Regions from separate parts of the Mus musculus genome. Here region 1 is linked to region 2. Evidence: chromatin loops called from intact Hi-C (ENCODE). Cell type or tissue: left cerebral cortex. All regions are shown on one strand. Region 1 overlaps Cacna1a (calcium channel, voltage-dependent, P/Q type, alpha 1A subunit). Region 2 has its middle 22 kb from the start of Ccdc130.

What was found. A loop is a pair of places that touch in the nucleus more often than their neighbours do. Peaks named below come from ENCODE experiments on the same cell type or tissue, not always from the same donor. Only the 100,000 strongest peaks of a DNase experiment are listed, where the experiment ranks them.
Region 1: a loop joins it to region 2, with 2.2 times the contacts of the local background. A loop is called at or near these places in 8 of 42 quality-filtered maps.

The regions. Positions count from the first base shown.
Region 1 is chr8:84,553,171-84,555,670 of GRCm38, reverse strand. Cacna1a (calcium channel, voltage-dependent, P/Q type, alpha 1A subunit) reads right to left here. Exons shown (of 47, transcript NM_007578.3): 17 at 2,342-2,409. Among named protein-coding and RNA genes, the nearest start is that of Gm32854, 34 kb to the left of the region's middle. In left cerebral cortex, a CTCF peak has its summit at 1,188 (motif pointing right); DNase peaks (open chromatin) are centred at 821, 1,202 and 2,493; H3K27ac peaks cover 1,601 bases.
Region 2 is chr8:84,290,741-84,293,240 of GRCm38, reverse strand. No RefSeq gene overlaps it. Among named protein-coding and RNA genes, the nearest start is that of Ccdc130, 22 kb to the right of the region's middle. In left cerebral cortex, CTCF peaks have their summits at 1,128 and 1,345 (motif pointing left); a DNase peak (open chromatin) is centred at 1,353.

The sequences.
Region 1 (2,500 bases), 260 kb before region 2:
ATCACTGTCAGTGACAGGAGACAGGGTTCCCTGATGTCAGGCACCGTGTCCAGCATCTTTTAGACCCAGGTGGTTGGAACATTGGTCTCAGCCACACTGAAAACGAATGTTTCCCGGCCCCGGCAGCACCTGCAGACCCAGGGCTGCCTTCGGGATCTACACTTTCAGCCGGCAGCTGGGTGGGTGTGAAGCACATTCAGGTTTAATTGTCTCGTGTGCAGTGGAGAAAACCACAAGGTTCAGATTCAGCCAGGGTGAAAATCCCAGCCATAACCACTTATTGCTGTGTGACCCTCAGTAAAATCTCTCCATTTCTCTGTGTCTCTTCTTCATGACCAAGCTTCCAGGACTCCCTGACTCAACCCACTGCACTATTCCCTTCAGCACTAACAAACAGTGCTTTTAAAAATGCATCTGATTTCTGGCCTGCCTCTACAACCTGAATCCTGTCCTCCCAGGGCAGGGACTGTTGTCTGTCTGTCTGTCTTGCTCACCGTACTCTCCCTGGCTTCGAGCCTGTGCTCACTGTTGGTAGTCAATCCATGATTACGGATGAGGCATGGTATCTGTAAAATGTAGCTCAAACAAGTCCCTTCCTTTGCTTGGGGATTACAATGGTGTGAGCCACATGTACAGTGGATGAAGGGGAAGACGGGGGTCTGCAGGGGGATGGCTGCCTTCACTTTGGAGTGTAGCTGGCCTGTCTTCCCATGCCAGCCTCCTGTGTCTTGGATGAGCTCATGGCTGGATCGGACTGTGGTGACACATGCCAGCCAGCTTCATGGTGGCTGAACTCTTGGCTTTGTGCCTGGGGTGGGAGACTTCCGCTTTTCCCTGCCGGAGGTGGGGCTGGGAAATTCTCCCTCCCTCCTGCCAGGGCAAACAGATGGAAGCTTGGCAGCCCCTACCCCTGTAGCCTTGCAGTCCTGGGTTCTGAGGCACTGGGGAGGGGCTCCGGGGCTGGGAGGAAGACTCTGCCTGCAAGCATTGTGTGTTAATTCTGCAGAGCCAGCCGTGGCTGCAGGAAAGATGGTCTCTGTCCCTGACACCTCAAGACTGCACAAACTGCGGTTTCTCTATGTTTTCTCCTCCAAGGCCGATGAGCCCAGCTCTGGCACATGGGCCCCACTCATCACCACCTTGTCCAGGGTTTTCTGCGCAGCCCATAATCTGGCTGCTCTGTTCACAGCCACCAGGGGGCGTGAGCTGCTTTGCAGAAAGCAGGGTTTCCTCCCCCAGGCCTGACTGGCATGGACCTGAGGACACTTAGGATGCCGGAGGATGCCTTGAGGGGCACGTGATGCCAGCTTGTCCCCAGATAATTCAGCGTCACTGAGTAGGAATGAAACCTGGGCTTCATCTCACCCGGTGACTTTTCTTCCCGAGTTCCTGCCCCAGCTCTTCTCTGCCCTTTGTAGGGCTCCATCTTTGCTCTTGCAGTTCCTGGTGTATGGCACTGGCATCTACCTTCCCTGGCCTTGGCTTTCCCACATGTGGTGTGTGTGTGTGTGTGTGTGTATACACACACACACACACACACACACACACACACACACACACATGCATATCTTTTTTTTTTTTTTTTTGAGGGAACACAGGTTCTTTATGTGGCACGCGTCTTAAACTTTCAATCCTCCTACCTCAGTTCTGTGCTCAGTCACACACCACCACGCTGGCTGCATGATGCTTTAAGTAGTGGCCATACCATCTGCGACCATGGATCTTTTCTTTCTGACCCTCAGTTTCCCCTTCTCCGAAGGAGGACTGGAGTGGAGCCTGGCACCTGGACCACAGCTCTGTACTGTTGTCCCTTGGAAGGCCAGCCTGAGGGCATTCCATCTGGCTAGTTCCTCAGCACAGGGTCACAGGTGGAAACATAAGCCTGCAGACCCACCCTGTCTTCCCAGCCAGGTAACCTGTGCACCTTGTCTCGAACCTCCTATCAACTGTCCCCTGGCATGCTCCCTGTGGAAGTCAGAAGGAGGGTGATTTGGGGGAAGGGGCAACCCTTGTCACTGTGTCTGAGCCTTGCTAGCTCCAGCTCTGCCAGAGGCCCTACCAAGTCACTCCTTGCCCCATCCTTTGGCTGGCAGCAGTGCCCATTATCCTGAAAGTCCTTATTCCTCAAGCCTTTGGGTGCAGGCTCAATATCTGTCCTCAGAAGCCACCTTACTGTCCCCTTCCCCTTCTGGGCTACAAACTATCTTGATCAGGGATGGCATGGCTCCAGGAGAGGTGCCCAGTGCTCCCATCCCCAGCAAGAGCCCTGACCCAGCCCCCACATCCCTCCAAACCCTGCTGTCATGATCTGCCATGAGCAGGTGGTTACTGTGCCCTCCACCTTGGTGAGCTCCTGGGCATTGGCCAGGTTGTCCACTGCGATGGCCAAGAACACGTTCAGCAGGGTGTCTGTATGTCGAGTCAGGGAAAGCAGCTGATGGAAGGAAGCTCACGGCCTGGTGGGGCTGGTGGAGCCTGGGCATTTGGGTCCCGCCTGCTC
Region 2 (2,500 bases):
TGGCTGCTTTTCTATGTGACTTAGTTTGGTTCCCAGCAGCCTTCTGAGGTGGCTCACAAGAGTCTGTAACTCCATCTCCAAGGAACCTGACACTTCAGACCTCTGTGGGACACCTGCATTTATGTGTACATACCAACCAACACACACACACACACACATGCATGAACACACACACACATACACACACCTTCACATAATTAGAAACGACCTTTTTAAAACTGTACACAAGCAAGTTGAGATTTAGTTCATTGTCCCCGTCCCAGTTTGCACACAAACGAGAGCCATCAAATGAAAAGGTTACACCACAAGGCAGAACAACTTCTGTGTGGCCGCCATGCTGCAGGGCCAGTTTGAATTCACTGACCTTCCAAGCAGATGAAGGTGTTCTGGAGCTAGGCTGAAATGCTGGTCACACAATACTGCAGATGTCCTTGATGCCCTCCATCCCAATCCTCCTGCCTCCACTGCTGGGGTGGTAGCCATGCCTGGTTTATGTGGTGCTGGGAATGGAAGCCAGGATGTTGTGTCCCTGAGCCACAGCCTCAGCTCCTGCTTTCTGTGTCTCCATCTGTGGGACAAAGTCCAGGCTGCCCTCGGCCTTTCCACGGTCCTCCCGCCCCGCCTCCGGAGCGATCCACCAAGAGGCTTTTGCCACTATACCAGGTCATGAGGCTTCTTTTAAATAGTGTGATTTTTTCCCCCTGTGGGAGTATGTAGAATGTGTGCACTTTCAATTCTGTGTAGGTGCACACACATGTGTGTGCATATATTTGGAAGACAGAGACCCCTGCCCGGTGTCTTCCTTGATCAGTCTTCACCTTATATATTGAGGTGTGTCTCTCACTTTGAACCCAGAGTTTGCGATGGGATTAATCCGATGAACCAGTTTGCTCTGGGGGTCCCCTGGCTCTGCCTCTGGCTCCGGAATTACAGGCAAGCAATCACATGAAACCCCTGGGACTTGTGTACATGCTGAGAATCCAAACTATGGCCTTCGATATCACACAACAAGCATTTTACCCACTGAGACATTTCCTCCACCTGATTTCTATTGTAAATTAATTAATTTCTATAGTAAATTAATTGTGTTTGTGTGTGCACCTGTCTATATAAATGCATACTCCAGCCCGTGTGTGGCAATTGATGGATAACTCCAGGGAGTCCGTTTTCTCCATCCACCATGTGGGTCCCAGAGATGGAACTTGGGTCTCCTGACTCACAGCAGGATACCTTTACCCTCCGAGCCATTCTGTCTTTATGTTTTTTGTTTTTTTAATGCAGTAATTTTTGTTTCCTAAATTTTACTTTTCTTAACAAATGAAGACACGGGCGCCTCCTGGCGGCAGCAGGAAGAATACACGATGCTTTGGAAGGAACCTGAAGGTCTGAAAAGGCTGGCATTCTGTGGGCAGCTTCCTCCACTGACAACAAGCCCCTGAAGAAGCTACCTCTCCAGGCAGGGCTGCCTCTGCCTGTGGGCACTTGCTTGTAGTGTTGGTGTTTAACGCATACTGAAGTGTATGGCTTGTGGCTAAGTCACGTAGGTAAGCATACAACTTAGACGTGCTTGTTTCAGGAGCACAACTACATGCAAACAACACAGAGGACATAAGAAAAAAAGCTGGTTTTGCTGATATTACAGTATAGATTTTTTTGAACATTTTATTCCATTTGTGTGGGGGGAACAGAGACAGAGATAGAGATAGAGAGGCAGGCAGACAGACAAACAGAGAAGAGGATAGAGAAGAGGGACATGTATCCCACAATGCACTATGTATACAGATCAGAGGACACCTTGAAGGAGTCCGTTCTCTCATCCCCTGTGGATTCTTGGCCCCAGGTGCCGGTACCTTCTGAGCCATCTGGTCCATCTGCTTTTTTTTTCCTTGGTGGCCATCTGACTCACCCCTGGAACTCCATCCCTCTCAGGACCACTGCCTTGGCCTCTGAGTCACCAGCTTCTTTGTGCTTCCTCACCTCCTCCTCCTTGTTGCCTATGTCAGGGAGGATGTTCTGGTGACCAGGAGACAATAGCTCAGAGCGCCAGCAGGGAGCCTTCAGACAGCGCCAGCCCCTCCAACCTGGCTGGTTTGTGTTACTCTCTGCAGCTCAGTTGCTTGTGTGCTGTCTATAGCCTCCAACGAGGCCCTGAACTGACAGGCATGCTCTGCTCTGTTGTCTCCAGTCTTCGGTTTTGGAGAAAGAGTATGTAGCCCACATACATCCTCCTGGCACACGGCACACCACCACACCCACAGTTGCTGGGTTTACTGGAATTTAATGTTTGTAGAACTAAGCAGCACACTTTTTTTTTTTTTTCGAGACAAGGTTTCTCTGTATAGCCCTGGCTGTCCTGGAACTCACTGTAGACCAGACTGGCCTCGAACTCAGAAATCCGCCTGCCTCTGCCTCCCGAGTGCTGGCCACGCCCGGCGCTCAGCACACTCTTTTTTTTTTAAAGATTTATTTATTTATTGTATGTAAGTACATTGTAGCTGTC